Linked DNA regions of Mus musculus: regions 1, 2 and 4 are each linked to region 3. The links are chromatin loops, found by intact Hi-C in ENCODE. Cell type or tissue: left cerebral cortex. All regions are shown on one strand. Region 1 overlaps Trabd2b (TraB domain containing 2B). Region 2 has its middle 27 kb from the start of Trabd2b. Region 3 overlaps Trabd2b (TraB domain containing 2B). Region 4 has its middle 5.9 kb from the start of Gm40228.

Region 1 (8,000 bases), 53 kb after region 3:
AGTTCCTTAAGGTTTTAACACTACAGTTGGACCATGCATGTGCCTTGCTGTATTGTGTCAGTGTCCTTCCATGATGTGGTTCCCTTCTGAGTGGATGTCATTGTTTCTTTGCAGTTCACTCTCTGACCACAGCTTGAAAACACATTAATAGCTGCATAAGCTCTGTTTCTAGATGACTATCTTTTTATCACATCTCTGTTTCTGACTTTTAGGTGATTTGTAGTTCTATAGATGATTCTACCACAAATATCACTTCACTTCGGGTAGTGGTTGTATGGCTCTAACATGTATAAGTACTACTCAAAAAGGATGCACATTTCAATAGAGATTGCAGCATCCCTTCAAGGAAGTTCCCATTAGTCCCTGTTTTCATGACACCAGCCAATACAGGGTACTGTCTTTGTGAAAGGAAGAGAGGAAGAAGTGAAAGGGAATGAGGAAGGATGAATACACACACACACACATATGCACACACACACACACACATGCACAAATATATCTGTCTCTTATAAAGGACCAAAGCCAAAGGGGCACTGGTGTTTCCCTAGTAGAATTCTCATTTTGCAGAGCACCTAAATCCTGTGCTATAGCTGAGTTCTTGTGCTTTGAGCCTTCACTTATATTTCACCATTTTGTAAAGTCCTTTCCAGTTGCCTATGCAGACCCACCCAGAGTCTCTTGCTCACTCCCAACATTTTTCTCCACCACTACTTTGATTACCTCTGGTAAGCATGACTTTAATGTATTCTCTTTGTCCCCACCGAAGTGTATTTAATATGAACAGGGTCACATATGCCTCTCTCACTACTAGATCTATCTGGCACATAAGGAGAGTTCAGTAAACATTGGTTATTACCGAATTGGTGAATGAAGGTATGAATGCAGGAGTGGCCCAACCTGTAACCCAGAGCCAGCACGTAGTTGGCACTTACATGCATATTTAACAAGTAATCACAAACGTGAATGAGTACTGTTGCTGTCATCAGTCTCTGAATAATGATAGCACTCATTGACAGCCCCCACCTCACCACCCTCTCAACTCTTTTGGCAAGTATAAGCAGGTCTTGGGCCAGAGGTATTTCTAGAATTTTGAAAGTATTCTTCTGGGAAGCCATACTGTGGCTTTCTTGGGTGCACCTGAAGCTCCTTTTCCAGAAAGCTCTGATCCTAAGGCCTCAACGTTTCCTAGCCCATTCCCACTATGACTACACACTGAGCCCTGCTCCCAGACTGGCCCTGTGCCCTTTATCTTAATGATTCCATGCTCCCTCCGGGCTGGGAGCATCAGGCTCATCAGTCTGCACCAGTGGCCCACAGCCATAGTTAGCTTTCCAGGGTTGCTAGGCTCGCACGCTCCATCCCTGGATCTCTCCTTCATCCTCTCCTAATCATGGCTACGATGACATCACATTGCTCTCTGTAACAGTTTACATGGATCTTTCCCATGAGTCATTTATTTGATTTTTCCCAGCAGCCCTAGGATCTGAGGGCTACCCCCCGCCACTACTTGAGTTGAGGCTTGGAGGGTGAACAACTTTTTTCAAGGTTATGTGGCTACTCAGTACAGAGCAGACATATCTCCCTTGTGACTCTTCTTTACAGCCACAGTAGGAATTATGAAGTGACCCTTCAGGAGGCTGAAACCCTGTGGGGCAGAGGGAATATTGGGTCTTTTCAGTTTCCATAAGCCTTGATTCTCAGTTGTGGAACATTATGTCTGTCTTGGGTTTCTTCACATGTTTATTCTGTAAATACATGCTAAATGTTTCTGTAGCACACCGTCCAATAGAAAGCTCAGCAGGAATCACAAGAATAAAGAGACATGCACATACCCAGAGGCCAGGACATTTGCCTGGGATCTTTGTTGGAGCTCAGGGTCAGGTCAGGCTGTCAGACGGCTTGGGCTATTGAGAAAATTCAGTAATATACCCAAGGACAGAGTGACTTACTTTGGCTTCCTGAACTGAAGGTTGAAATTGTAAGTTTTATGAGCAACATACGCGGAGTCAATGTGTATGACAGGGGTGGGGAAAGAGAGAGAGAGAGAGAGAGAGAGAGAGAGAGAGAGAGAGAGAGAGAGAGAGAGAGAGAGACTGTTGAGGACATGTCCTCATAGAGTAGGAATTTCTAGCCTCCACTGGACTGAGAACTAGTCTCCACAGAATGCTGACATTCTGATGACTCTGAAGAGAGTTTGCTTCCTTTGGGAGCTGGTCTCCTTTTGATACTCATACTCAGCCTGCCCTAGACACATTCCAGATCTCTCATGGTGAGCTTGAGCTCCACAACTTGGACCCTGCCACAGACTTCAGTACTTTGTTAGAAAGAGCCTATTTCTTTCCATCATCCCATCCTCATGAGGCTGTGTCAGCAAGGGGAGATGTGGGTGGAGCTCTCAGGTCAGAGGCAGGAAGAGACTTCTGAAGACACGAGACCTTTGCACTCCTCATTCTTGGGCCTCACTCCTCTCTCTGAAGTGAGTGAACAAGAAAGAGCATCTTACAGGTCTCTCCCTGCTCTGCCTTCCCAGTCTTCCTCATCTTCATCTCTCAAGAGCAGTAAGAAGAGTCTATGTGTTGATTTTGTCTCCCTTATTCCTTTGTGTTTGCATCTCCTATCTTGTTACCTCTGTGAAAGGCCCCATGAGGTACTACACAGAAGTGAGGAGAGGTAGGTAGAGACGGAGCTTGAATTCCTATTTTCATAACTATGATAGTCGAGATTTGTCTGTATTGGTTCTCATAGCTCCTTGAACAATCGTTGGGAATGGTACCAGGATTCTGACCACTGTTTCCCACCATGTTCTTCCTGGTGCCCATGTGAAACCTCTAGGTGGAAGATACTTGTCTTCATTTAGTTGAGCATTAAACTTGAGATGGTCTCTCGTGTATTTACAGACAACCTTACAAATGACCATGAACTTACACCTGGGCCATGGTGACCCAAATTGAAGTACACCGTGCCCTTTGGTTGACACTATCTCCCTTTTTTTTTTTTTTTTTTTTTTTTGTTATGGACATACCAGCCACCTTCATGCTAGCTCTTTCCTGAAGAGGTCAGTGGGGTGTTCCCCCAGCCCTCTCTTCTGCTGTTCCTTTACCTTGAATCATCTTACTCCTCTCTACTTCGGAATTCCTAATTATCCTTTTTGAAAGCTTTCTTGAAAGCTGCCTTGGTGAGTGTGTTACCAGGCTACTCACCTACTAGCCATATTGTCTGTTGAAAACTCAGCATCTTATGCCATTCCCATCTCTTCATGAACTTATGAGCTGCACACTCTCCCCTGACCCCCGTGACGCAGACTGTTCCTTTCTCAGCAGCTCACAGTCCAGCCACTATCAGTGCCAAGGCATGTGACAAAGAGCTCACCATCCCACTGTCCCCCTAGCACTGGCATCCTCTCATGTCTCATGTAATGAATCCCAGTGTTTTATCTTGAGAAGCCAAGAACCACTTCACTGCACATTCAGATATTTCACAAGTCCACGGCTAGAGTTCAGCTTTTGCATGAGCTCAAGTGGGTTCTGAACTAGTAAAAGAACATCCTAGGGAAGGTTCTGTTCCTCAGGGCCTGGCTCATAATAAACGGTCTGGATGCTGCTTCCTTGGGCTTCACTTAGTCACCAAAGCTATGTATTATTAGACATGAGTTCAGACTTTCTCCCCAAGAGTAAGAAATCAGTTATGCAGTTATGTGATCTGCACACACACACACACACACACACACACATCCATTGTAGACACATCTGAAAGATGATACCAGGTCTTGAAAGACAACTGATGTTCTCCCTTCCTCACTACCCTGACCCTCTGGCTTGTTCTATGTTGCACAGTCCTCTCCCCCAACCAAACACCACCTGACACCCCTGCTTCTTTAGTTATGGAGTATGTGTAAATTCTTGATACATAAGCCCCAAATGGATGTAGCTGATTTAACACTTCTAAGGAAATCTCAACATCCACAGTCTGATGAGATTATAAGTAGACACATGTTACCTTGTATCAGATGTAGCATGGCTTAACCAGATATCTCTGGAAGCTCCTCAATAGGTGGAGGCATATATACTTGCCTGTCCTTTGGCTCTTCCCCTTCCTTGGGAAGGCCCTGATCATTCCAGAGGGCAATGACCTCATGAAGATCCACAGTGTGTGGGTGCAAAGACCAAAAGACTGTCAGGAGGGAAGGAAGGGGTGGGTCACCAAGGCAAAGAAGCACTGGGCCTGAGGGCTGGGACCAAGATCCCAGAATAGTTTTCCCTGTAACCTACTCATACATTGTAAGGGCCATTGCCTGCTTTTCTGTCTCGTCTATGAGATGAAGGACAGGACCCAGACATCCCACTTGTGCTGACACCCCCCTGGTGGGCACAGAACATCAGGCACTAGTCTTCAGTGAAAACACTAAACCTAGTGTTAGCTGTCTTCATGCTGGCAAGCATTCAGTCCATTCAGGGTTCAGTGTCCTGCTCAGCTGACATCCTGGTGGCAGGATGGGAGAAGGGGTCTTTTCATTTTATATTTTTAAAACTGTAAATTTTGGAAGTGAGTGACTTCCCTTGCTGTCTGTGAGCTAGTTGCCCCTGACCAGGTTTCAATCCTTAGTCTAGATCTGGTCCCTGTAAGTGTAGGGATAGAGAGCCAAAGTAAGTCTTAGAGGACACTTGCCAACTGATACACTGGGTTTCTTGGACCTGTCTACCCCTCTCCTCTTTCTACTATAGTAACTCTCAAGTCCTCTTAACTCCTTCAGTAAATGCTTACCTTGGTTTTCTTCAACTATGGGATGGGGATGATAGTAGGTATTCCATGTGTTCATCTGTGAAGACTAAGAGAACCCAGCCCATGTAACATTCAAAGTACCATCTGGCATGCAGGGCAATGCCAAAATATCTAAGTTAGACATTGTTGCTATGACTCTTTTGGTTCCTATGCTGTGTGTCCTAATTTAAAGGAGTGTCTCACTGAAGTTCTAAGGCTTTCTGAAATTTATTGCTTCTCTCTCCATCCAAATGTCTTTCCTTATCTGATCAGACTGGCATATGTCCACTTTTCCCCCATACTCAACTCAAGATGGCCTACCCTCTCTGACATCAAGTGGAAGAACCCACCAGATGCCCTGCTGCACTTGTTCTACACTGAGCTGTTACACTGTCTTGTCACTTGCTTCTACACTGGCCCATGGGTTATTTAAGAGCAAGAACCATACTAGACTCAGGACAAGGACATACTAGGACACAGGACAAGATTTGGAGCATGCCATAAAGAATAAGAAGGGAACATGTAAGCAAGAAGTTTGGTGACAAATGTCATAGTAGGGGGACAGGCAGAACAGAAATGGAACCCAGGAAAGGGATTCATATCACTGAAGTTGGTTGACATAGAGTTAGGAATTGAAGAAAGAAGGATGAGGATGTAGACTTTTTGGCTAGTTTTGAACATTTCTTAGAGGAAATCAATTATTCTGCTAATTCCTATGGGTTTCCTTTTGCAACTCAGCAATGTCATTGTTATGTAGTTTGCTTTATGGGTTATTATCATCAACATTGGCCCAGGTCTGCATCTCTAAGGTGATGGAGCTCCACCCACTACTCCCCATACTCCTGCCCTAACTTGTATTATAACATCCTCCACCCTGGGATGAAGATGCACTGCTCCCCTACGGCCACAGGTGGGATGGGAACACAAGAAGTCCCAGCCAGCACACTGTGGGTGAATGTTTAGCTTCAGGTTTCCTGGGCAGCTAGACAAAGACACTCATTATCTGTGGTGAGTAATTGAGGTGTTAGCCCAGATCTTGGGAAACTAGTTGGGATAATTACATCTGTTCAGATTTCTGCACAGTTTCTGTATCCTGGCTATAGCTGACTGATACACTCAGGTTCCCCTTGTATCTGATGGACTGTGAGCATTAAAGGACAGTCAGTTCATGTTGGTCCAGGGATGGAACTTGTGTTATCAGGCTTGGCAGCAAGCTTTGCCTCTTCTTGATGGTTTTCTAATCCTAGGAACAACAGATAGTCAGGGTAGAGAATAGATGCTCTTGGGAGCCTGTATACCATCACAGTTTCACCTTTCCTTATGAACCACATGATACACATCTGCTTATCAATCCCATTTCAGCAGCTGATTGGTTATTAGTTTGCCTTCCCCACCCCACCCCCAATCCTGTATATGAGATGTCTTTTGCTCAAAACCAGAAAACATTTGGTTTCTTTTATGACCAACAAGTCTGGAGATGTTTCCTTTTCTATCTTCTGATAATCACAGAAGTAGCTATACTTCTTCAGTCCAATTGTATTGAGAACCCACACAATATAAATATACGTGACCATTTAATAACTAGTGGTTACCTACAAGATGGAAGAAATAAACAGCTGAAGAGAGAATTTTATAATATGAGCTTCTTATGGAGGTTATGAGGATAGTGTGAGCCCAATTCATTTATGAAAGAGAGGATAAAAAAGGAAGTGGATCAACCACAGGGCTCTCCCTGGAGGCATAAAACATTTCTCTGACCACTATGTGATCCTTATAGGCAAAGTCAAAAATGAGGATCCAGGAATAGTAGTTGCCTTGGTTAACAGGCTCCAATTTGCTAACAAATAAAGGAAGACATCTCAAGTTTTATAAAAAGACTGAGGGTACATGCCAAGCTAGGGAAACTGAGACTTCCCATATCCTTTTTGCTGATTGCACCTGACCGAAGAAATAATTCCTCACTCTGGACCACATGTCAGAGTTTATAGAACCCACTCAGGATCTCAGTCTATCATCTCTCCCACTTTGTCCCTACCTCCCTCCTTCCTTTCCTCCCTCTCTCCATCTTTTCATCTTTTCTTTCCATCTTCCCTCCAGTGTTTACTGAAGAGCAGCCCTGAGTCAGGTGCTCCACTAAGCTAAGCAGGGCAGGCCAGGCCACACCGGCCTTGACTTCAGAAGTTCAAGTTGTTTAAAATTAGAACATGACACAGTTCCTGTATGTACCAGATGCCAGCAGTGCTTGGGGACAGCAGAGCACCTCGATGTTTTCTATAAAAGCATTTCCTTTTCCTCACTTCACGTTGGGAAAGAATTCAAGAGAGAAAGAACAAGGCGCTGGTGTTTTCTCAGGAATCTGACTCACCTCCTTCCCCCTCCAACAACAGCATCCCCTTTCCTGCCCCTGAGGTATGAAGGCAAGTCCAACCCCATTCCAGGCCTCCCCAGCATCTTCTCCCAACAGAGCGTCAGTTTCAGTGGTCCATCTCCAGAAGCTTTGTTATTGATTCCAGCCACATTTTGCAACACTCTGCAGGCTGCTGGTGTTTAAAAGCAGCACATTTCACATTTGCTTTTTTGAGCCCGTTTCTTGTTGTTTCCCACATATTTCCAGTGAATGAACAGATTAGTAAGTGCGCCTCTCTTTTTATTTTTTTTTTTCCTTAAAGGACAAAAGTTAAACATCCTGTTCTGACTGCAGAGGAACTTTTAAGGTTTCTGGAATCCATTAAAGCCCAAAATGTCACAGGAAAGTTATTCTGGAGCTTGCAAAAACACAATTTTACACTTCTGATGTCCATTGGACATGTTTGCCTGTCCTTGGAAGGCATCATCAGTTCTTTCTTCATTCCCTTTGTCCTCTCTCCTTCCTTCCAGAAACATGGAAGGAAGCCAGATGTGTAATGCTAAGTACTTTACAAACATTCTCTTATTTAATCATCAAACAACCCCTTTGTGAAGTTGAGATGCGCTGGCTAGCTTGACCTGGGTTGCCCAGCTACGAAGCTGTGCGGGAACTTTTCACCTACCTTTCCCATCTTTCACTCTGCCCCCTACCTTCCCCCTAGCAGCTCCTAGATTCACACAGCGAGGCTTTGTCAGCTTCCCCAATCTCTATAGAAAGGAGGGTGTAGATAGTGGAAGCACAGCCACTGGTGTGGTCTAGAGGAGAACTGGAGTTCTAGCCTTCCCTCTTGGATGAAGACTAAGTATCTCCATTTCTAAGTGGACATGCCAACTTC
Region 2 (8,000 bases), 80 kb before region 3:
GGGGTATGAAAATTCAGAGTATGCTTCCTAGAAGACGTGGCTACTGCTTTTGTGCATCTTCCAAACAGAACTAAAGTGAAGAGCATGGTGGGGATCTCCTGGAAACCTGGGTCCAACTCCCAATGAGGAAAGGGAAGGCTGTCATTCTAAAAGGCAGAACTGTCTAGAGACAGCTCCCTGTAGCTGGAGGGATGGAAAGAGCGCCGATCTCCTCTTGAAATGGAAAGCCAAAGGGCACGGGAGTGGTGGGGACGTGGTCCTCATGGCCTCCATGAGCCTAAACTCAGTGCAGTCTGCAAGTTTGTGATTTAAAGATTCTGTGCTAGACTGCAGATGAAAGCAAAGATTTCTCTGTACCCTTCCTTCCTTCTTGCCCCCTCCCCCCACCAGTCCAGACAAATTCTGCCCTCACTTCTCTGTATTGGCAAGGACACTGTTCAGCCCCTGCAGGCATGAACTTCATTTCCAAACACTGATTGCAGATATTATGTGACTAAGTTTCTGTGGCTCCCTTCTCCCTTTTCAGTGGGAATAATGCCATGTGATTGCAAAGGAATACTGCAAGGAATAGTGGCTAGGTGTGTCTCCTCGCTGGCCTCTAAAGGCTCCTCCCCAACCCCCAGCTCATGTCCCTATACAACACACTCTTACCCAAGCACAGAGTTGACTTTAGCTTAGGACATCTTCTTATATTTTTGTCCACTTAAGTAAATCCTACCTATCATCTTAGAATTCATTCAGAAAGTCAATGAAATAGTCTTCCACCTCCCCCTTCCTCCTCCCTCTCCTTTTCCTCTTCTAAGATATGGTCGGCTGGGATACTCCTTAATGCCACTATTTATAGATATTTACCAAGTACTCACTCAGCACCAGGACTATCTTAGGCACTGGGGCTACATCAATAATAAGCAGTAGCCATCTTTGCCACTGGTGTGTTTATATTGTAGCCAGAGACAAAGAAAATGAACATAGAAGCAAAAAACATACACAGTTACTTAGGGATGGCTGTAAAATAATCAAACAGGGTCGAGTCTATGCAATGGCAGAACAGGAGCTCTCTGGGGGACACCTGACTGAAGACTTCAGTTATGACAAAAGCCAGCCCAGGAAGACCCTGGGGGAGAAGGTAAGCAAACAAAGAGGTTCAAACCTGAAGAACTTGATTTGTTCAGGGAAAAAAAGTCCTTGTGGCTGGAACAGAGACCAAGGGGAGAATGGATTGTATAACATGAGGAAGGCAGGCGAGGTGATGGAAGCCATGATAGGGACTCCAGTGGGAAGCTGGAAGTGATGTACAACACTGTTTGATGATGTACGACAGATCCCTAGCTCTTGCATAAAAAATAGACTGCAGTGAAAAGGCTGGAAGCAGCGAAAGAAGCAAGAACCTACTGCAGTAGAGTAAGCCCCCAGGATAGTGGGCCAGGCTTCCACTATAGCAATGTGCATAGTGAATCTGACAGCTGAGTAGGAACTGTGACACTTCCTCGAGTTGATGCTTATTTACCCCGAGGGCTTTATCATGGAGGTGTGACAGATCCATTCAAAACATTTCATGGGACCTTTATAGAAATTGTCAGCTATTTGGCCGTTGTAGTTTCTCCTTGTCTATGTCAGAAGCAGGCTGGTTTCTAGCTTGAGGTATGCTGAGGAACGTTCTTCCTATAGGTTCTCTGGATAGTCAGATCTTTGAGGGGCAGAGTCAGGTGTCTAGATACTGGCAAGTAATCATTTTATCTCCCTTTCCAAGCCGAACTCAGCCTCCTCCACCGATGGGACTTACCCAATCTGATCAGTCAATAAGAAGAAACGCCTATCCTATCTCTTAAGCTCCTCTAAGACTTGGCAGAGAGGCTTAAATGCTTAACGTAGCCATTATTAGAGTTGTTGGCCATTTTGTTCTGGACTCAGTTTCCCTCTCTGGTCGGGCAGAAGCTTGAACTTAGTGACTTACAATGTCTTCTAGCTCCCAAGCTCTCTGGCCTGTTTATAGTACTCTGTTTCCACTCAGAAACCCTTGTACATCTGCTCCTCATGGAGAGAACAAAGCCGCAGTGTCTGGATGAAGCCGGTTCTGCACCGGGCCTCAGTCCCACAAGCAGAGAGGCCCATTCGGAATCCTCTGAGGAGGGCAGCAGAACCCGACTATGGTCTGCTCTGCCCTGTATGTTCTGGAAAGCGCCAGCAAAGCCCACATTCCCAGCCCACGCGCTGGAGCAAGCCGTCCTCTCTTTGAAACTTAAGAAAGTAGCAGGAACAGCCATTTACCTGTCACATGGTTTTCATAATTTCCCTGGCACCTTTGCTAATCATTGAAGCGGTTTCAGCAGGCGCTGCAGCAAGCTCCAGGTCTGACGTGAATGTGCTGGACCGCAGCTTTTTTTACAGTGAGATCTTACAGGACCCCTCCGTGTCCAGCCACGGGGGTCTGCTTATGAATATTTGAGGGTCCTGATGAGACCCAGTAAACTGAGTCTCGGGAAGAAAAAAATTCATCAAGCTTTGGGAAGTAAAGTCACTATAAGGCTAACTCTACGCTAGAAAAACCCAGGGTGGCTAAAGGAGAGAGGGACAAAGCATTGCAGACAGCTGAGAAGCTGAGTGACTCAGGGGTGACAGGAGGCAAAGTATTCAGTATAGGCCCATGTGGTCTCAAAATGAGACTCCTGTATTCCCTTTCTCCCCAGGGATTAATGTGTGCAGTGCCCAAGAGTACAGGGGACACCGTGAAAGGATGTTAGCCCCTGTTACTTCCCTGGGCATGTTTCCTCATCTGTGCAGTGGGATCCACAATGCATGTTCTAGCCATGTAGCAAAGGGGAGATGCGTTAAGGACAACCCGTAGCTGGTTTAGAACATTCTAAATTGTTTGCAGAGTATATTTGTGGTGGTGGGAGGGGTGACATCGAATACAGTTTTTTCTAAAACCTGTTTCACTTCGTGCCCACCTCTTAGCCCTGAGTAAGGGTTGGGATAAGCAGCCCCGGATCCCTTTTGGTACCCAGTGGCCTGCTCAGACTCTGGGGGAGGCATTGCTACAGCAGATTTCCTTGGGCAGCCAAAGAGTCTGAGCCCAGTGAATTTCCACAAGCCCGGAGGGCCCCACTCAGAGCCTCACACCTAGGGGAACTTGAGATGTTGGCCAAGTTCAGGCTGTGGGAGGGAAATGCAAGTGCTGTGTCGGCTGGATTTGGTGGGGAAATGGGCCTCCAGGGTGGAAAACGAAAATAAAGACAAGGATTCTTGCTGTAGCTTGCTCACTGAGAGATACAATCCTCAGAGCCTCCTTTCCCCCATCTCGGCCTTTGGTTGGAGAACCGAGCTTCTATATCAGGCCCAGCGGAGACGCACCTCCTCCAGGCAGCCTGCTTGTATAATTCTAACTCTGTTAGTGTTAACAACCCCCAGGCCTTGAAGTATGAGCCCTTACACTTGGAACAGCCTGCTTTCTACAACTTTGGTTTGATGATTTTGATTATATACTTCCACCAGGTAAGGCAAAAAATAAAATCTCCATTTATTGACTAGCTACTGTTCACCTCATCCTGTGCTAAATACTTCTTGTATGGTCTCTCACATAAACCTTGCAGCTGCCCTCCAAGGTTAGGACCATTGTATTGTGTCTATCATATAATGACAGGCTAAGTGGGGTATAAATTCTAGAATTGGATCCCATACCTGCTGCTCTAGGGTTTTCTAGTGTCAAGTGTCCTTTATGTCAATGTGAATTTCCCCATGCAAGAAGAAGAATGGTAGTGCGTTTGGGGAGTGCTGTCTGTTAAGAATCCCTCCTGCGACTCCTGAGCCCCAGGGGTGTGTTCAAGGCTTTGAATGGCCATGCAGAAAAAATACAGAACTTACTTTCCAGAGCTTAGTGTGTTGGAGGGAGTCCAAGCACAAGACAGTTTGTAGCAGTCCTCCAAGTCCATGGCCACACACTTTGAAACATGCCATCTCTAAAGAAAAGGAGCCCAAAATGGCAGTATCCAGGGGCTAGCTCTCTGAGGCACTTCCAATATGGCTGTGTTGGCTGAAAATGAAGTGATGGATGAGGGAAGGAGAGGCGTAGAGACTGAGATGAGCATGAGAAGATTCAGACAAGGAGACAACAGCTACGGCTGCAACCCAACACGAGCTGTTAACATCTTTTGTGACCACAGAAGCTCGTCTTTGTGGCCAAAAGCACAGTATGACTCTGAGTCATGCTGTCCAGAGCTGCAAGCAGGATGCAGTAGCTGAAATAAATATGAGGATGTGTCTCTGTGGTGTGGAAACAGGCAGAGCACAGCAAAAATCTTCAGTTAAAAATTAGATGGGCACCAATGGAACACTAACCAGTGATCTCCTTAATCAGGCAATATCTTACCACCCTGGTGATCCCACATCTACCTTTTCTGTTTTCAGATATTTCTTATTAATGTTAAGTGTGTGTGTGTGTGTGTGTGTGTGTATGGGTGTGTAGGGATATGTACATGAGTGTAGGTACCCAAGGACGCCAAAGATGTTTGATCTCTTGAAGAGGATTGTAAGCCATCTGGTGTAAATTCTCTGTAAAAGCAATATGGATTTCAATTGCTGAGTCATGTCTTCAGTCCTCTGTCTCCATTTTCTCAAGTCTTCTATGTGGACTCATTTGTCAAGACTTATTCTTCTTCTTTTTTTAAGTGGGTAGTTATAGTTTGTTTGTTTAATTATTTATTTATTTTTAAATTTATTTATTCATTCACTTTACATCCCAATAACAGCTTCCTCTTCTCCTAGTCTCCCTCCCAGGTCCTTCCCCACTCTCTTTCCCCTTTTCCTCTGAGAAGAGAAGACCACCCCCTTTGAGTAACATACATACACACACACACACACACACACACACACACACACACACACACACACGCGCGCGCGCGCGCGCGCGCACACACACACACCAGTCACGCAGGTACATCCTTTCTCACTGAGGCCAAACAAGGCTGGCCAGCTAGGGAAATAAAATCCATGGGCAGGCAACAAATTCAGGGACAGTCCCATGCTCCTATTGTTGGGGGAACCATGAAGACCAAGCTGCACATCTACTATTATGTGCAGGGGTCCTAGGTCCAGTCCATGATAGCTCTTTGGTGGTTCAGTCTCTGGGAGCCCCTTAGGGTCCAGGTTAGTTGACTCTGTTGGTCTTCATTGGGGACTCCCTATCCTTCAAGAAGACTTCTTTCTTCTTCCTTTTCATTTTCTTTTTCTAATGTAACCCATGCTGGCCTTGGATGACTTTAACCTTTGATCTTCTTGCTTCTACTTGTCAAGTGCAAGAATTACATGTGCCAACATACTCCGCCCATATGTGCTGGGATCTAATTCAAGACTTTCTACACAATGGAGATAGTGGTTTGAATAAGAAAGTCCCCCATACATTCATTTTTAATGCTTTGTCCAAAGTTGGTGAAATTGTTTGGGAAGGATTAGGAGGTGTGGCCTTATTGGAGTGAGTGTGTCATTGGGGGTGGGCTTTGAGATACCAAAAGCCTACACCATTTCCAGTTAACTGTCTCCTTCTCTGTCTCTATCTCTATCTCTATCTCATTTTTGTGGATCAGATGTGAGCCTTAAGATTCTGCTCCACACCATGCCTACCTGCCCAACACCATGCCCCACCCATGATGATCATGGACTTTAACCCTCTGGAACCTGGAACCATGAACCCCCAAATTAAATGCTTTCTTTTATAGGTTTCCTTGGTTGTGCTATATCTTCAAAACAATAGAAAAGTAAGACACTAAGCAAGCTTTAACCCAAGAGTTTGTGCATATTAGTAAAGCACTCTACCAACTGGGCTATATATCCAGTCCCCTGTCAGAATGATATCTGAAGACTCCATGTTTTCTTCTCTCTTCATTAAAAATCCCCAAATCTGTTTCCTCTCCCAAAGAAGATGCTGGAAACAAGATGCCAACATCTGGACTTGAAATATTGGTACCAACACTAGGCAAAGAAGTGATCCTGCTGAATTCTGCCCAGCATGGAGCACTTGTAAAATATTAGACACTGTCAGGAACTTCTACCAGGAGAAACATGCTGGTGTGTCAACCTGTTGACAAACAGATGAAAAGCTCTTGGAAATTGTCCTGTGAGACATAGGTAAAGGAAAAGATCAGGGCAGGCCAAAATCAACATCTTCAAGCAATGGCACTATGGCCTTTTTATTTTATCTTATCTTATCTTATCTTATTTTATTTTTAATTCATTTTTTACCCTTCATATTTCATTCCCTACACCCCTACCCACCCACCCTCTGACTGTTCCACATCCAACGCCTCTTCCCCACCCCACCCCATATCCATGTGGATGTCCCCACATCCTACCCCACCTGACCTCTAAAATCCCTGGAGCCTCCAGTCTCTTGAGGGTTAGGTGCATCATCTCTGAATAAACACAGACCTGAAGTCCTCTACCTTATGTGTGTTGGGAGCCTCAAATCAGCTGGTGTATGCTGCCTGTTTGGTGGTCCAGTGTTTGGAAGATCTCAGGGGTCCAGATTAATTAAGACTGCTAGCCCTCCTACAGGGAGGGTTGCCCTTCTCTTCAGCTTCTTTCAGCCTTCTTTAATTCAACAACAATATTCAGCTGCTTCTGTCCACTGGTTGGGTGCAAATATCTGCATCTGACTCTTTCAGTTGCTTATTGGATCTTTTGGAGGGCAGTCATAAGAGATCCCTTTTTGTGAGCGCTCCATAGCATCAGTAATAGTGTCAGGCCTGCGGACTTCTCCTTGAGCTGGATCCCACTTTGGGTCTGCCGATGGACCTTTTTGTGGAGTCTGAAGCAATGTTCCTCAGTGTGTGGTCCCTAGGCCAGCAGTATCTGCGTCACCTGAGAAGAGGGTAGAAATATAAATTCTTATATTTTGCCCTGCCAGAGCAACTAAGTCAGAGACTCAAGTGGAGCCCCTCTAAGAATTTTAATAAGGCTTAGGGAGTCTGAAGCCTGTGAAGATTGGTGAGCCACTGGCTTGTATTCCTGTTATAGTGCTTTCAAGAGGCAGCGTTATTATTGTTTGCTACAAAAAAACACCTCAGAAAGGACACTTGCTGGGTCTTAGAACTCACAGCAGATAAGTTCCACAACTGGAGACTACATCAACTGGGGTTCTGCGTGGCAAGTCTTCTGTCCCCAGGGACATTCCATCTGGGCAGGGGGAGGAGCTTCCTAGAGCAGGCAGGTCTGAGGGTTGTGCCCAAGTTACTGAGAGAGCTGCCTGCCTTGGCCTAGAGAAGGCTTTAATTGGCTCATTAATAGCTGTGATTAGTGAGAAAGGAGAAGCCTTTATCTTTGAAGTCCAGAGGCTGAGCTGGAGCTCATGCAGGGGCCATGCTGTGGCTAATTAAAGCTGAGCCATGTTTCCTGTCAAGGCCAGGAGTGTTAATGGCTCCAAGCAAGAAAAAAAAAATGAAGCTTCAATTTCCATTGAGAGGTAATGGATAGGATCAGGAGAGTGAAGATGAGAAGGGGCCACTTAAAGGGGCAGAGCCCCTGGGTGGAAGCAGGGCTCAGGGACTTTCTAAAGTACCCAAGGAGGTATTCCTGGCCTTGGGGTGTCATGGGATAGGAGGGAGGTTCAGATTCCCACAGGAGAAGCCCTAAGACTGTTATCTTCATCCTTCTTGTTACTGTGACCTTGAGTATTTCAGCTTCTAGCCTGATTACACCTGCTCAGGGGAGTGTGAAGTGTAAATGATGAGGGATGCTGGGTAGCAGTCCTGGAAGCAACAGATCTCAGAGCCCTTGAGGGTTCTGGATCCCAAAGCCTAACTACAGCTATTTCATCAGGCTCCTTTCCTTCAAAAATAGCCAAAGAGCCAAACACACGGCCCAGTGTTTTATAGGAAGACTCTCTTACAGTGCTCTTAGTGGGTAGCTTAGCCACTTGACATACACGTGAGCAATGTACCAAACAGCTATAATTTAGCTATTCATGTGGCCAAGTCTCAACCTCATCCTTGAACCTGTTTTCTTGGAGC
Region 3 (8,000 bases):
CGGGGACAAGTACCAATGATTTATAGAGAACTACAAAAAGTGAGCCTATGAGAACTACAAAACTGGGCCTGTGAGATGGCTCCACATGTGTGCTGTGGCAGACATTTGCCTGTGCATACACATAGCATCATGCATATATATATATATATATATATATATATATATATATATATATATACATAAACCCACTAAATAAATATGAAAAGGGAAAACCAAATGACAATATTGCTGGTGAGGATATGGAGAAATGGTAAATGGTACAGCCACTGTGGAAATGAGCATGGAGGTTCCCCCAAAAACCTAAAACTAGAACTGTCGGGTCTGGACATATGACCAAGGATTCTATGTTCATAAGGACACTTGCGTATCTATAGTCAGTGTTGCAGGATTCACAGTAACCAGGAATGATCTAGCCTAGATACCACCCACAGATCAATGCAACAAGAAAATGAGGTATATACTCACAGTGGATGCCAGGCCGTAAAGAAATGAAATCATGACATTCACAGTAAAAGCCCCATGCTAAGCAAAATAAGCCAGATTTGGAAACATAATGCCTTGTTTCCTCTCATATGGACAGCTTAGATTTTAAGATATATATGCTTGTATGTGTGTGTGGTGTGTCGTTGGGGGAGGCCTGCACAGGTCAGAGGAAATCCTCTACAATCTATTCTTTCCTTCTTTTATTGTGGGCCAGGGATTGAACTGGGGATGTCAGACTTGTCTGAAAATTCCTTACGCCACTGAGCTTAAGGGAGGTGGGATATTGGGTAATAGAAAAGCAGTAAAGAGAACTGACTGGGAAAGAAGGGAGCCAGTGGTAGGGGCGAGAGGGTAGAATTTAAGGGTCCAGGAGAAGAACACTATAGAAGGAAAATGTATGGAGATTCTATGGTGAAACCCCATAGTTTGAATGCTAACATGAAATTTTAATTTTCAAGAGTGAAATACTTTAAAATCACTTTCTCAATTGCACCAGCATGTTTTAAGGACCCAGTAGCCATGTGCATGTGTCACATGTATTGGAAACCTTGGGCCCAGAACATGCCTGTCCTTAAAGAACTAGACAGTCTAGCCTGCCTCATAGTTTGTCTACTGCTTATGAGAAGTTTGAGCCAGCCGATCCCCATGGTGCCAGGTTACCAAGATGTTGTGGCTCTTCTACCCCTCAAGAGGCATATTGAGGGCCAGAAATGGTGGGTAGGAAGCTCAGCCAAGAGATAAGATCTCCCGAATGAGGATACAGGAAATGATTTTCTTCAGGGGCACATTTAAAGCCTAAGCTAACATTTAAAGGATATAAGGTGCCCAGTTACATTCTAAGTAGAGTGGCCTGGATGACAGTGTGTCCCACAATTCCAAGCTGATGGCTGCAGAATGTGTTTGCGCACATGGGGTACTTCCAGAAAGTCATTACTACCAGAGCAAGGTCGAGAACAACAGGGACTCCCTCATGAAAGGCATGGAATGGCTGGAAGGTGGGAGATGGCCTTCCCTTCTACTCCACTGACTTCCACCTCTGCTCTCAGAGGAGCTCAGACCCAGGGGCCTTGCTGAATGACCAGATCACATGACTTGAGCCACTTCCAGGACTTTGGACCTCAGTAGTTGCTAGAACGCCTGTTTTCTAAGCTGGTTACTTGACAGCTATGAACTTGTGTAACCCTTGCCTGACTCCAGCAGCCCCTGAGAGATAGGGACAGTTTATCCCCATGCTAACAAGAAGAAACAGAAACCTTCTCAGAGTCCCTACCCTCACCCATGACCACTTGTCTCTGACCATTGCAAGTTCTGATATATCATGGCTGTGACTGGATGAGCTACATTCTCTTGGTAGCTTGCTGTCTCGCTCACAGGCTCCTCCCTGAGCTCCTTTGCTCCTGTGCTGAGCCTTTGCATCATTACCCATCATGGATAGTCACCAGCACACATGTGAGCTGTACGATCCTCTTCTACAAACAACTTGCTTGGCCCAAGTTCCCTCTCAGCTCCTCCCAGATCTTGCCCTACCTCCCAATTCCCTATATCGCTCAAATTCAATGAGTTGGACATCCTCACAGTCTCTCCTTTCCTCCTCTCCCCTTCTCTACTCACCTCCCCTAGTCTTCTCAGCTCAGCTCCACTACCACTGCTGCCCTGGGATCACTTTTCCTAAATTTGATCATGCATGCTCTGTTTGACATACCCTCCCTGTCTACACTTCAGATACTCCTACCCCCTTCCAAAGCCTTCAATCCCATGCTGGCATGTCACTTGTTTCAAGTGTTTATAATATGGCACCCACAAAGGTCTTAGGATTTGGGCCAGGATTCACAGGAACTAGGTAGATCTGAGCCAACTGGAAACATGGTGGTTACACCTCACGTTATATTACTAATACTGATCTGACCATCAGGAGCCTTAAGTTTAACATGTTTATGACCAAACTCCAATTCAGTCTTTTCCCTCAGGTTTCTCAAAACCTCCCCTCCCCAAGTTTAATCTCGGTGAATGCTTCAAAGCCAAAGTGCAGGAGCTCACCTTAAGCTGTGCCTCTCTGCCCCAATACCAGACTATGCAGGAAGGCCAGCTGCAATGAGTACTACTACATCCTGCTTCTGCTACCTTCTCCAGTACCATCACCTCATCCTAGCCCCCTAGTAAGTACCCCTCCCATGATGCTGCTTCCTCCACAGCTATTTTGTAGAACCCACAACATTGAGCTAGGTCAGAACTTACTTTTCACCAAGAATCAAGGCCAAGGCCTGCAGTGGACTCCAGGCTTTCTGTTGTTGGAGCCTGGTAGATCTCTTTCTGACTTGCCACCCTCTCCACCTGGCAGCCTCTCCATCTTCCTCTAGTTCTTTTGCTGTTCTGCTACTCCTCAAAGGAGCTCCCATTCTCCCCTCTAGGCCCCCTACCTGGCAGCTCATCTCTGAATCATCACATGGCTGCCCTTCTTTAAAACATCTAGTCAAAATATTCCCAGGACATCCTCAGAAAGTAGCTCTACTATCCCCGTGTCCCTTTTCTCTGCTTCTTCTTCTTTCATGGGAAGGAAACAGATGGGGGCAGGTTGTCATGACCTGACTTTCTGAGCTATCTTTTGCTACCATAATAAACCATTCTAGACTTAATGGATTACTGTCTCCCATCCAGTTCCTAAGCTGTCAGCAAGACATTCTGGCAGTGGGCACTCATTTTGTAAGTTCTCCAGTGCCCTTGGCTGTAACTACTGTGACATGGAAGTTCTGCCCTATGGCATACTCTCAGGGGCTCACTACATAGTGTCTCCAGAAACATGGCTCCTTACTCCAGAAACTTTACTCCTCATAGTACCGCCTAGAAATCAAACAGTGCAAATTCTGCTGGTGTCAGAACCTTTATTCTTGAACCCTGAACCAGAAAACAGACTTCCACCTCAGTCGAAGTAGAAACTAATATCCTAAACAAGATCACCTCTCTTGATGAGAACAGCCCCAAAGATCAGAAGTGGCCCCTGCAGTCTGCTTCTCTAACCTTCTACCCTGGTCATCTGTTGCTTTGTGTGTTTGTATGATTCTCTGAGATGCAGGCTCTGAGCAGGCCACAGCCTTCCCTTCCTCGTTGCTTACCCTGTTCATAAATCACCTGACAAAAACATAATGGACAGAGCAGTGGCCACATGGAGAACAAGCCACTTGTTTCTTTCGAATGTTAGGTTCCTTTGGAAACAGTAGAAATAACCATTATTTTTGTTTTGTTTTATTTTGTGGAGCTCTGGAATGGTCCAAAGCCAGAAGAACTAAAAGGACTCCAATTTGGCTCTAAGATTCTGTAGCTGTGCCTTTCTTTTCCCCACCAGGAACTCCACCTTGCTTTTATTTCTCATCTGAACAATTGTGCCAAGAAGACCATGAGCACGGCCTTTGGACGTCCCACAGTGAATAGCCCACATCAGGGGATCTGCCTGTGGTCTGACAGTGGGGCTCTGGATTAGTCCCTCTCCCTCTCTGGTCCTTGACATCCTCGCTACTCAGCGCCCTAGAAGTGACAGAGGAGTGGATGACTTGCAGCTTTTCTGAACTCTTTTCCAGGACTAGGGCTGCCTGGAGGCTAAATGGGGAATTAGGCTCTGTATGTATGCTGCCAACAAAGGAGTCATGCTGTCACACAGCTGCTCCTAAATCTGTCCTTGGTGGAGCTTTAGAGAGGAGGGAGGGGGCAAGGCATGGCTAACCATCGCCTGCACTGTGCTCCCTCTTCACATTCTCAAGCTGACAGTGGCCTTGGCCTGCATCAAGCTGAAGGACAGGGGATTGCTAGAGTGAGCCAGGAGCTAAACACTGATCCATGGGGCTCACGATACAGAGATGTGGAGTGGTCTACATCCCCGAGGAAGGAGCTATGCTCCTGCCCACCTCTGGGGCTATGGCTTTTTCCAAGCTGACTTTCCTCATAAATCTTAGGCCCCCTGGTCTTTCTCTTTCTTGGCGTCTTCTGTTTGACATGGACGGTATTCAGGGAATTGAACTCTAAACCTTGGCTGGCCGTGCCATACACTTTACCTTCAGGTGGGAGGGCTGCTGGTGTGAGTTCCAGGAAACTTAAGATATACTCTTCAGTCTACACTGAGCCTGAGCACATAACTGCTTGGGTACTGAGATCTGGAAGAGGAGAGAGAGTAAGTGTGGGAGGGGGGAAGAGGAAGAGGAAGAGATAGAGGAGAAAGCCAGTCTATAAGGCAGGTCCATTTTCGTATGAAAACAGTGCAGGGAATTGTGGGAGCATGTAGCTCAGGACAGCCAGAGTAGAAGCAGTTATGCAAGTGCCAGGAGTGATAGGAAAGGTATATAAATAGAAGGAACAGCATGTACAAGAGCCCAGGAGACAAAGAGGAGTATCATGAGGCTCCCTGGAAAACACGGAGGTGCTGGAAGCCACAAAAAGAGGTGTGGAGGAAGACTATTCCAAGAGAGGGACTAGTGTGGGTTAGGGACATTGAAGTACAAAATGCTGGGGGAGGTGGATTACGTGGGAGTGAATATGAATACAGTGAGCAGGGAGGGAGCGCTCAGGCCTTGGTGACATTGGCCTGATGGGAGGTAGCAGACACGGTTTAGAGAGATGGGAATTAAGAATTTGATAGAAGATTTTTTTGCAGTTTCCAGACACTAGACAGTCATATGTTTTTACCAGGCTTTGTAGATGGTGGGAAAGAGAATCGTGTTAGCCTTTTTCCATAAAGTCCAGTCCCAGCCTCACACAGGGACAGGAGCCCCTTGAGTTGCTTAACACCTCCCCCCTTTCCTCTCTTTCTCTCTCTCTCTCTCTCTCTCTCTCTCTCTCTCTCTCTCTCTCTCTCTCTCTCTCTCTCTCTCTCTCTCTCTCTCTCTCTCGTGTGTGTGTGTGTGTGTGTGTGTGTGTGTGTGTGTTCCATGTCTACCAGGTCCCAGACACTGGCTCACAGTGGCTCAGCCAGCCACCTGAGGGCAGCTTTGTAGAGTGAAAGTAGAGGGACGCTTAGTAGAAGGAGACCAGGTGTTACTGTGCATACATTAGATGGTGACAGGATGCCTGCTGTACCAGCCTTGGGAGATCATGTGTGTAACCAGACAGGAGTGGGCGTGACAGTGGAGAGATGTAGACTGAGCTGTTCCCAAGCCTCTCACAGTCTTCTTCAGAAAAGACACGATAAAGTACGACACAGGGCAGGGCTCTGAGACAGTGAGACTCCAGAAGATGGGAATGAGCTGGGTGAGGCAACGGAGTCACCCAGGACTCTAATCCTCCTGGCCCCTCCATTCAAGTAACTGTCTGAGAGCCAGACGTTTCTTTGCTTCTGGGTTCTGGGTTCGTCTTTTGTCTCAGCTTAGCCCTGGCTGTGTAAGCAAAGGCTGCACAGACTTTACAGGAAGAACGTCTCTGACAGGAACAAAACCTTTGAGGAGGAAATCAACTGTGCTCACAAACCTACCAGCCATCAGGTCCAGCCAAACAGGGAAAAATACCAGGCTGAGGGACTCCAGCTTTTTAAGTTTGCCCTTAGGGAGTTGCCTGGACAGCAGTTCCAACAGGGATGTCAGCAACAGACTTGTTTGAAGAGAGATGGGGTTTGTGTTAGTCCTTGAAAGGAGCCAGAAGTTAGACACATAGATGGACACATAACCGTACCAGCTCAGGGTGAGGGCCTGAGGGGCATCTCATCCGCACTTTCAGAGTGGTCCATGTGCTGCCCGTGGGTACCAAACTAACTAGTTTGCAGACTAACTTCCTTCTGGGGAGTACCACTCAGATCTTTTCAAAATATAGGCCTCAGGTACCTGAGTGTCCCCTGAGGGAGCTTTGCCCTCTTCTCAGCATTGCTGGAGGCAGAGAAACAATTTTTTCACAGGGTCTTGAGCTCACCCATTCCAAGTATAGAGCCCAGAAGCTGAGGAAAACAGAAGGCAACTTTTGTGATCAAGAAGTATGTGAGGGGAATATACCGTACAGGAGATCTGCTATGAATGCCATTAGGTCCTCACCAGAAACATAGCGTATCACCCCTATTTTACAGACGGCAACATTAAAGCTCAGAGAAGTTACCTAGCTTTCTCTCCAGGTAACAATGCCTATTGATGTCACCAAAGGAGGAGCTGAGCTTGGGTCACTCTAATTTCAGGCTCTGAGACCTTTCCTCTGTACTGCACTGCTTGCTGGCCCCATGCCTGTCACTATTAATATGTGGTGTGGTAGAGCTGAGCCGTAGTTTCTCCACTGGCAACATGGGGGTGACTGCATACTGGGGACTAGAACTGTATTTCTTGAATTTGACTGTGGCCATGAATCACTTGAGGACCTTGTTAAATTACAGATTCTAGTTTATAAGGTCTTGGCTGAGGCATACCCATGTGCCCAGGACACTGTCAGTCTACAGAGCACATCCTGAGTACCAAAGGCCAGGCCATCTCTAATGGCTTCCCATCCACCAATATAGATACAGACTGGAGTGAAGAGCAGACATCTTGTTCAGACCACATTGATTCTTGGAATTCCTGCCTCATCTATTCAGCTTCTTGGAAGAGACCAGGCAAGGAGGAAATTTCTTCCCCTCACCTTACAGATGAGGAGTCAAGTTCTGATTTAAAACCAGGCTTGCCCTACTGTGTCACAGCCTGGCCCTGGCTCAGCACCCTTCCTTGTCTACTAGGTATCCCTATCATATGTGCCCTACTTTTTTCCTCCTGACAGTGTTGAAGCATCCTTCATGGCTTTAGGGATTTTCTGCTACAGGTGGCTTTGGCATGTGTCTGCTCCTCACAGGAAGCCTGAGACTGGATGGAGCCTTGCTTTCTGGAGGGAGATTCCAGAAGCAGGCGTCAGCTCCACCAGGGGAAGCCAGTCCTCCTGCCTGCAGGCTGGCTCCACCCCAGGACTGGGCATACCATGCTCGTGGGATGGCTTTGGGCTTGTTACTTGGAAGCGTAGATGTTTGCAAATGGATTTATGGTTCCCATGTTTACCATATTGTCAAGGAAACAGGGCTGCAAGAGACTGAGTCACCCAGAGCAGGAAGACTGAGCCTAGCATCTCGGGTGGTCTCCACCACCCAAGCCCAGGGACCACTGTTCACACATGCCAGAGAAAAGGCCAAGTCAGCCCTGTCCTGCAGCTCTAACTGGAACACACCCCCTTTACATAGTCTCTTATCTTCTTTTATCTTCTTGCCTTTCTCTATTTGTAGTTTTTCCTAGACCTCCAAGATACTTAGAAAGAGTTCTTTTATACGAGTATGTACATACACACACACACACACACACACACACACACACCATCTGCTCTTGCTGTGAAGGGTGTCTGCCTCATGGTCATATAACCAACCCTACACTCGCCTATATTGCGCCTGTGTGTATTTTCATGCTATGTGATCCTGTCTTCATGAGGATTTTGCTTATCATCCACTCTTTGATCCTAGGAGCAAGGTTTTATACCCAGCTTATGCTTCTCAGTGGAATACATAGCTACCATTTAATAATGGCTGCTAGACTGAGCCTTCTAGA
Region 4 (8,000 bases), 110 kb before region 3:
TAAAACCAAAGCATAAACAAACTCTATATACAGTGAGATTGACTAAAATCTTAAATAGAAAATATATGGAAAGCAGAAGTTTAGGGAAGGTCCTGACTATCCTTACTTGGGATAACCTAGGAAGACCTAAAGGCTGGAAAAATGGCTAATATGGTGAAGTGTTTAATTTACAGACATGATTATATATGAGTGTAATATCCAGAACCTGGGAAGGGAAAAACCTTGTGTGCTGAGGGTCTACGGGTAAATTTATGGAGCTTTGTCCAAAGCAGCCAGGCTAGCCAAGTTGGTGAGCTCCAGGTTCAATGAGATGCCTGCTTTAGAAAATAAGGTAGAAAGCAATTCAAGAAGACACATAATATCAAACTTAACACACACACACACATACACACACACACACACACACACACACACAGATGCTAAACAATGGAGAGGAACTTTGTAGGCAGAAAGGTGTTGAGCTTCAGGGAAGGATTTCTGAATCAGAGAGATGAGCAAATACTGAAGTATTCATGAATAAAGACAGACAGGTCAAAAAACAGAGAGGACCACCTCTACATGCCAGGAAGCACTGCTGGTTATAGTCTGTCTATCAAAGGCACTGACAGGCCTCCTCACTTCCTGCTCTTCAGAAAGCATCCTAGTGACATCTTTTGAGGCATCCAGAGAACACTCAGGCTTCCTTAGGCAAGACCGTCAGGTTTCTCCCGAAAGATACACAGAATCTGAGCATCATTTTATTCTCTCGTTAGACCAGTGCAGATTATTCATCAGTGCCATGGGTCTCAGAACAGCCCCCACTGAATAAGTCTCTCAGATACACCCTACCTCTTTCCTTTGACTAGCCTTCCACCATTGAGGGAATCTTATCTTACCTGTCGGAAGCAGGGGTGGGAGTGAACCCCAGCTTACCAGGCTTCTCTCCTACCCTACCCTGCTCATGCAACTGGGTAAATCAGCCCACCCAGTCCATCTGGAGGATGGAGAACTCCAGACAAATTTGGGGTGATTGTAACAGTAGCGTTTGCCCAGCAAATTATACTCCATGAGCTAATTAGGAAGGGATTGTGGCCCTCAGCCTTAATTAATATCTAGTCTCCAACAACTTAATCCTGGGTGAAATCATAGCATGGATCTCACCCGAATACTGGAATTCTTTCCTCCTACAAATCACCTATATAAATACATATATTTTAATAGCAGCAATTATAAAGTTCTCTGCCAACTTCTGGGGCTGTTTAACATTCCTGGATTGAGGCCACAGCTTTTCCTTGGTCTCCTCCCTCGCCACAACCGAGGCCTAATGAATAGTCACTCAGGCAGTTCTGCGTGCCATGTAACCAATATCTCCTACCAGTGGGTCTTCGCAGGGATTTAATAAGCAGTCTGGGAGGACGGCCTGAGGAGGTCCACGAACCTAATCGTTAACTCTGAGGCCTAATCAGCCTCTGCTTCCCACCCAGAGTCCCCCTCAGCTATGGGGCCTGGTCCTCCCAGTAATGGATGGAAAATAGGCGATTTCCTGACAGTTAGCAACCAATTTTCCACCAATTAGCTGAGAGATGGTGGTCTCAGGAGGGAAGGAGATGGTTCCAGCATAAGAAACTGGCCTGGAAGAAAGAAGATGCTAACAATGTAGAAGGCCAAGTCTGAGAATGAAAGGCCTTGGGTCCCCACGCCTTCTTCTCCTTCCCCAGGGCAGCCTCACCTTGTATCCCTGGGAAGGAATTTCTGGGGACAGCGACTGTACTGGAATCCCTTTGGGATTCTTCTCAGTGAGCTGTTAAATGACAGTCTCCCTCTTATCTCTTTTTCAGGGCAGATGGACAAGGGCCAGTTCCCCTAGTTCTCTTCACAGTGCACAAGTGACAGTTATGAAATTCCTCCAAGGCTGTGGTGACTTGATTAATTCCGAAATCAGAATGCTGTACCTTAAAATTCCTGAATTTGGAGCTGAACAGGTGGTTCAGTTGTTAAGAATATTTGTCCCACAATTACAAGGGCCAGAGTTGGGAATCAAGTACCCAAGTGACAAGATGAACATATCTGCAAATGTTTATAATTTCAGCTCAGTTTCCCCATTTGTAAAGTGAAGATAATAGTATTGCCTGTGATAACGATTGCATGGAATAATGTGACATTTTATACCTTGTAACATAATTCTCAATGAATGAGTAGTATTATTAATTCCATGAATTATTAATAATCAATGAGTGGCAAATATATGTCAATGGTAGGACTCACCTGTATGAGAACCACCAGCTCTGACAGTCCTCTAGTTGTTGACATGACCCCTCATTTCCTGCCACCTGAATGACCATTGTCATCATTGACCATCTGGCCTTATACCCCAAAGAGACCTTTCTAAAAGGCAGATGAGCCTCTGCCCATATGTCTGCCCTAGTTGAGCCCCTGCAGGGGTGCAGCCTGGAGTGGGCCCCTCCAGTATTTTAGACTCAGTGAAACTCCTTTCCCATATCTCATAAGCCATTAGTAATATGTTTCCTGCTGTCTTCCTAGGCTCATCTCTCACTAAGCCTGGCCCTATTACTTTGTTTTATAACTTTCATTTGTTGTAATTGAATATGCATACCTGCATATAAAGTATTTTAATCAAATCTATCCCAGCTCCTCTTCCCTCCAGATCCTCCCCTATTCTCCCACACTTTCCCCTCCCAATTCACGTTTTCTTAATACCGACTGATTTATTTAGTGCTGCCTGTAGGCATCTCAGAGCCTTCATCTCTAAAGAAAACTGAAATTCCCCTCCCATACTATGCCACTTTCTTATAATGCCAACTGAGGAACTCATTACTGGCTGTAATCCTGTAGACTTGGACCTGCCTCTCTGAATAGATGTGAGACTCTGTTGCTTAGCTGGCAGGTATAGGAGACACATAGGTCCCCATTTCCTCACCCTTGCTGCAGGGCCACAGGGATGCTTTTCAATGAGTGACTAAAGGCATTGCTGACATGCTCCTGAGTCACAGAAGAGAGGTCACCCTCAGAACCACACTGCATATTTGGATTCGACTGTACTTTCAACTTTCTTACAATTAGCTGTTCTCCTCTGGTAACTGAAGGATACATAGTTCTTTCCATGTTTTAGGGTGTGGGACAAGAGTAACAACAGTGAGTGTTTGATGTACACTTTCTATGCCAGATACCCCATTGAGAAATTTTATATGAATTATCTAATGGGATCACCTAATTTGTCAGAAGGGCTTTAGGTGCACTAAATATATAGTTTACCACACAAACTGGGACTCTTCTAGAGTAAACTTAGCACTAGTAATAACTACACAGGAGCAAGAGGAAAAACCAGGGTCTTTTCAGGGAAAGCAGAACAAATAAATAAAACCCTAAATAAAAGTAGCTGCCCTGTGTCTTAATTAGGGTTACTGTTGTTGGGATGAAACACTATAACTGAATCAACTTAGAGAAGGAAGGTTTATGTGCCTTATGCTACCACATCACTGCTCAGCTTAGAAGGAAGGCGGGGCAGGAACTTAAACAGGACAGGAACAAGAAGGCAGAGAGAGGCTGATGCAGAGGCCATGGACAAATGCTGCTAACAGGCTTGCTCTCCCTGCTTTCTTATAGAACCCAGAAGCAAAATGGGGTGGGCCCTCTCATATAAATTACTAATTAATAAAATGCCTACAGCAAGATCATATGCAGGCATTGTCTCAAGTAAGACTCTCTCCTCTGATGACTCTTGTGTGAAGTTCACATAAAACTACCCAACACAGCCTTATTTTAAAGTGAGTCTTTGAACTGAAGGTGAGGATAGAAAGCCACTGGAAAGTGAAGAACCACACCCTGGTGTTCTCCATTTTTAACATAGGATTTCAAACCTCTGACTCTAATCACATGGGCAAAACTGTTCATGATGTAACATGGAACTGTGTTTCCTGACAGGAGAAATTAGGAGCAGTGCTCCCTGCTAGGGGTAGAAGCAGATGACCTCCCTGCAGAATGCCCTGCAGTCACATGTTCAAGTGTGTGAAAACATTTTACCCTCAGACCTGTGCTGGGTGCTAAGGAGCACTATTCTGCAGCCCCACCATGTTACTTCGGCTGACCCCCCAGATCCTGTACCTCAGGCACTTCACAACACAAAGCTAGAAACCCTAACCCATCCTTCTTCTCCTAGTCTGCACGAACATCCATTGCCTGCCCTTGGGGAAAGAGTTCAGTGTGAATCAGTATTGTGCTTTTAGTCTTGAGGAGGCCTGAGGAGGGCAGCCCTTAGGGGAAGACCATACAATTATTATCCTTCCTGGCTTTCTGCATCCCTAGGCTTCATTTTCTCTGAGTGTTATCCTATCCTTCTGGCCTTGATTGCTGTTAGTCCTTAGGACAACCTTGTGCATTTAGAGCAGGGGCCACCTTCACCTTACCTAGGCAACATAGTAAAGGTGGCCCTGGTGGAGGGGGTTCAGGTGAGCCAGCTCTGGGATCAAGAGGGTACAGCATTTGGAAGAGTGGGCCCTGTACCTTGACTGAGCAGCACAATAGAGTTGGCTCTAGAGGCAAGGGCATGAGAATAAGAGAATTGATCCTACCTACAGCTGATATCAGCATTGAGTGACCTAACCAAGGCAGTGCTGAGAAAATCGAAGAACTGACCAGCTTGCCTACACCCAGATCCAGGGCTCTAAGTTAGTCCATCCCAAAACCCATATCATTTTTCAAACGTTGCAACACATAAAATGGTCAGTCCTGTTGATCCAAAGCTGCAGGATTTCCATGACCCAGAACAACAGGAAAACCCTGCAAAGTCTTGATGAGGATTTAAGTCAGAAATCTCAAACCAAACCAATGACTCATTGCAATGAACATTTGCAAGTGAAGATGTGTGGGCAGAGGGATATACTGAGGGACACACTGTGACATACTAAAAGTTCTATGATGAAATGTTTTCTATGTTTTGCTTCATTGTTGTTGTTTGTGTGTGTGTGTGTGTGTGTGTGTGTGTGTGTGTGTGTGTGTATGTGTGTGTGTGTTTGTTTATTGGGAGGGTCAGATTGTAAGGGTGAAGTGCAGATATGAGGGGATGGATTAGGGTGCAAGATGTCAGATTTACAAAGAATCAATGAAAAGTTGAAAGAAAGAGAGAGAGAGAGAGAGAGAGAGAGAGAGAGAGAGAGAGAGAACCTTAGCAGGGTATATTAGTTCAGGATACACATAGGCAGCTCCATGCATCATAATCTACCGTCTACCCTTGTCAAGATGCCCAGCTAGCTCAATTTTGGGGATATGCCATCATCTTATAGTCACATTTGTATTAAACAATAATAGGAATGCTATTTGCTGCTTCTACCATGAGATGGGATAGGAAAATGAAGAGACAAGACTGGGGAACTCTGAAAGTCCATTTGACTCACTGGGAAATGTGAATGAGACTTGTCACCAGCAGCACCACCACCACCCCTTCATCACACACACACACACACACACACAGAGACAGACACAAATCAGTTTGTAACAAGGGCTAAGTCTATGTCCATTGGGAATATGCCAGCTACTCCCCTTCCTTTCTCATGTTACTTTAGTCTTGGTGTTCTTCTGAAAGTCCTCCCTCTCTAGCCTTCTGCCCACACACAGGCACACACAGGCACACACAGGCACACAGCTCACTTCTTTGTACTCACTACAAGAGAATACAACAATGAAACTCTGGAAAGAACAGGATCCTGGCCACTTCCAAGCTGTGAAATGTGACAGAATCCCCTCTGAGCCAAGCCCTGATAAAGTCCTGTTCTTTACTCTGGAGTATTTTAGACAGAGCTTAGTCATACCAAGAAAGTAATGTACTCTGGTGTCTCAGACAAAAGTAGAGCTATCTTTGGTCAGGACAGAACTGGCCTTAGGATCCAAGAAGATCCCAGGGGAATACTAGATGGCAGTAGACTGAGTGTGTAGGACAGTTTTTGTCATGCTGACACAAAATAGTCATCCGAGAAGAGGCTCAATCGAGAAAATGCCCCTATGATATTGGCCTGTAGGCATTTTCTTGATTGTTGATTGATGATTAAAATGGAAGAGTGGTGATCCTGGAGCATATCAGAAAATAATCTGGGCAAACAGGGGGAGTAAGTCAGTAAACAGTGTTCCTCCATGGGGTTAGCTTCAGTTCCCACAATGGCTTCCCTCAATGGACTTTGACCAGGATTTATAAGCCAAACAAATCCTTTCCTCCTTATGTTGCTTTTGGTCATGGTGTTTTATCGAAATAGAAACCCTAAGACACTGGGGATGAGAGAAAGAGAGAGAGAGAACAGGCACTCAACAACCAGTATGTGTCTGGCCTTTGAAGCCTGAATATGTAGCTTTCATTTTGTTTCATGGTCAATTCTGTAATTTCAAGAACTCAGGATACTAAGTATTATTTGAATTTATTACTCCATGATCCCAAGACTATTTTATGACAGTGACTCAAAAGACTCATGTCTTGGGAACCTGAGATACTTGGAATTGTCATATTTCCTGCGACATGGCCATTCCTGTGCATTTCTTTTAAAGAGGTATTGAGCACATTCTGCATATATTTATCTCTTACACTTCTTTCAGTTATAGATTACGATTATCCCTGTTTTTCAGATGAACTGAGGCATGAAGTAGTGAGGTAGCTTTCTTGAGGTGACACAGTAGTACCTAGTGGCCCATGACCAAAACTTCCAGGTGATAAAGGTACTATACCCAAAAAGTCAAGTTGCCTGGGTGACCCACAGCTACTTAGTTTTACACTCACCTTGAGGTTCCCACTCAACCAGATGTCTCTGTCCTTAACTCAAGCTGTGTATTGTGATAAGAACCTCTCAGTGACTAGTGTTATTGGGATGTACATAGTTTTCACTTTGAATGCCAGCCTTGATTTCTCCTTTCTTTCCAAGGCAGGTTCCCTCCCTAGCCTCCAGTTCTAAATCCCCCAGGCAAAACCAGGCATATTCTTTGGGCTACAGTCCAAGTTTACTTAAGAAGAGGAAAATGTGATTATAGAGATTACAATAGTTTTAAGAAACAGAGCATCTATGTACCCATGCATGACCACAAAAATGCTCATCAGCTTTGGAGCTTCCTGTTGGGACCTTTCAAGCCTTGCCTGAAGCTGGTTGGCATAGGGTAAGAGATAGGGGATCAAAATGAGGCCAAGTAGCCGGTTGATGTTGTTCTTCTCCTCCTTGCTCTCGAAGAAGCCCGGAAAGAAGACCAAAAATACCCTTTCCCTGCATCTGCATGTCCTATGGTCATAATCATGAAACCATAGCTCACTTCACATTCTCAGAAGAGGAGCTGTGGGGGGCTAGCGCTCAGGTGTGTGTGTGTGTGTGTCTGTGTGTCTGTGTGTGTGTGTGTGTCTGTGTGTCTGTGTGTCTGTGTGTCTGTGTGTCTGTGTGTGTGTGTGTGTGTGTGTGTCTGTGTGTGTGTGTGTGTGTGTGTGTGTTATGTGTATGCACAGATGCCCTTATTCATGAATGAGTGGTAGGTGTGGTGAAGAATATAGAGAATCAGGGCTCCTCCTCCTGCTTATTCATTCATCCCCTTAGCCTAAGCATTATATGGAGAAGTGTGCTCTCAGACTCCTCCCAGGCCCAGCATGGAACTCTAGATTTGGATGCCTGATTAGGAGAGAGTAGAAAGGGACTGAATAAAAAGACTCCGAGGAGGCCATAGACTTAACTCTTTCCAAATTTCTTTTGTAAAAATTTTGTGGATTTATTTATTTTCTAGGAAGGGAAAAAAAAAAGAAAACCATTAAAGTAAAATTCCTGGGGCCAGGAGCAGTCAGAAGTCTGACTCATATCTCCTGCTGGGCAATTATCTGGCATTTAGCACCCCTCTTCCCAGCACTTGTAATTAGCAGGGAAATGAAGATGCTGTCATCCTACCTCCCAGCTTCTCTCTGCTACCCAGAGGCTATGGGAGAGGCTCACTGAGGGTGGGGATCAGAGCAGCAAACTGGATGGTGGCTAGATATCAGAAGGGACTTCCAA

Evidence for each region. A loop is a pair of places that touch in the nucleus more often than their neighbours do. Peaks named below come from ENCODE experiments on the same cell type or tissue, not always from the same donor. Only the 100,000 strongest peaks of a DNase experiment are listed, where the experiment ranks them.
Region 1: a loop joins it to region 3, with 4 times the contacts of the local background. A loop is called at or near these places in 4 of 42 quality-filtered maps.
Region 2: it touches region 3 in a loop (12-fold over the local background); 2 of 42 quality-filtered maps call a loop at or near these places.
Region 4: a loop joins it to region 3, with 2.6 times the contacts of the local background. A loop is called at or near these places in 6 of 42 quality-filtered maps.

Annotation. Positions count from the first base shown.
Region 1 is chr4:114,508,481-114,516,480 of GRCm38, forward strand. All of the region lies in intron 2 of Trabd2b (TraB domain containing 2B), which reads left to right. Among named protein-coding and RNA genes, the nearest start is that of Gm33710, 88 kb to the left of the region's middle. In left cerebral cortex, a CTCF peak has its summit at 4,432; DNase peaks (open chromatin) are centred at 4,862, 5,709 and 7,153; H3K27ac peaks cover 1,502 bases.
Region 2 is chr4:114,375,577-114,383,576 of GRCm38, forward strand. No RefSeq gene overlaps it. Among named protein-coding and RNA genes, the nearest start is that of Trabd2b, 27 kb to the right of the region's middle. In left cerebral cortex, no CTCF peak of the experiment used is centred here; DNase peaks (open chromatin) are centred at 3,157, 3,921 and 4,154; H3K27ac peaks cover 1,839 bases.
Region 3 is chr4:114,455,723-114,463,722 of GRCm38, forward strand. All of the region lies in intron 2 of Trabd2b (TraB domain containing 2B), which reads left to right. Among named protein-coding and RNA genes, the nearest start is that of Gm33710, 35 kb to the left of the region's middle. In left cerebral cortex, a CTCF peak has its summit at 4,101; DNase peaks (open chromatin) are centred at 4,093, 4,888, 5,567 and 7,382; H3K27ac peaks cover 4,100 bases.
Region 4 is chr4:114,348,512-114,356,511 of GRCm38, forward strand. No RefSeq gene overlaps it. Among named protein-coding and RNA genes, the nearest start is that of Gm40228, 5.9 kb to the left of the region's middle. In left cerebral cortex, no CTCF peak of the experiment used is centred here; DNase peaks (open chromatin) are centred at 4,810 and 5,674.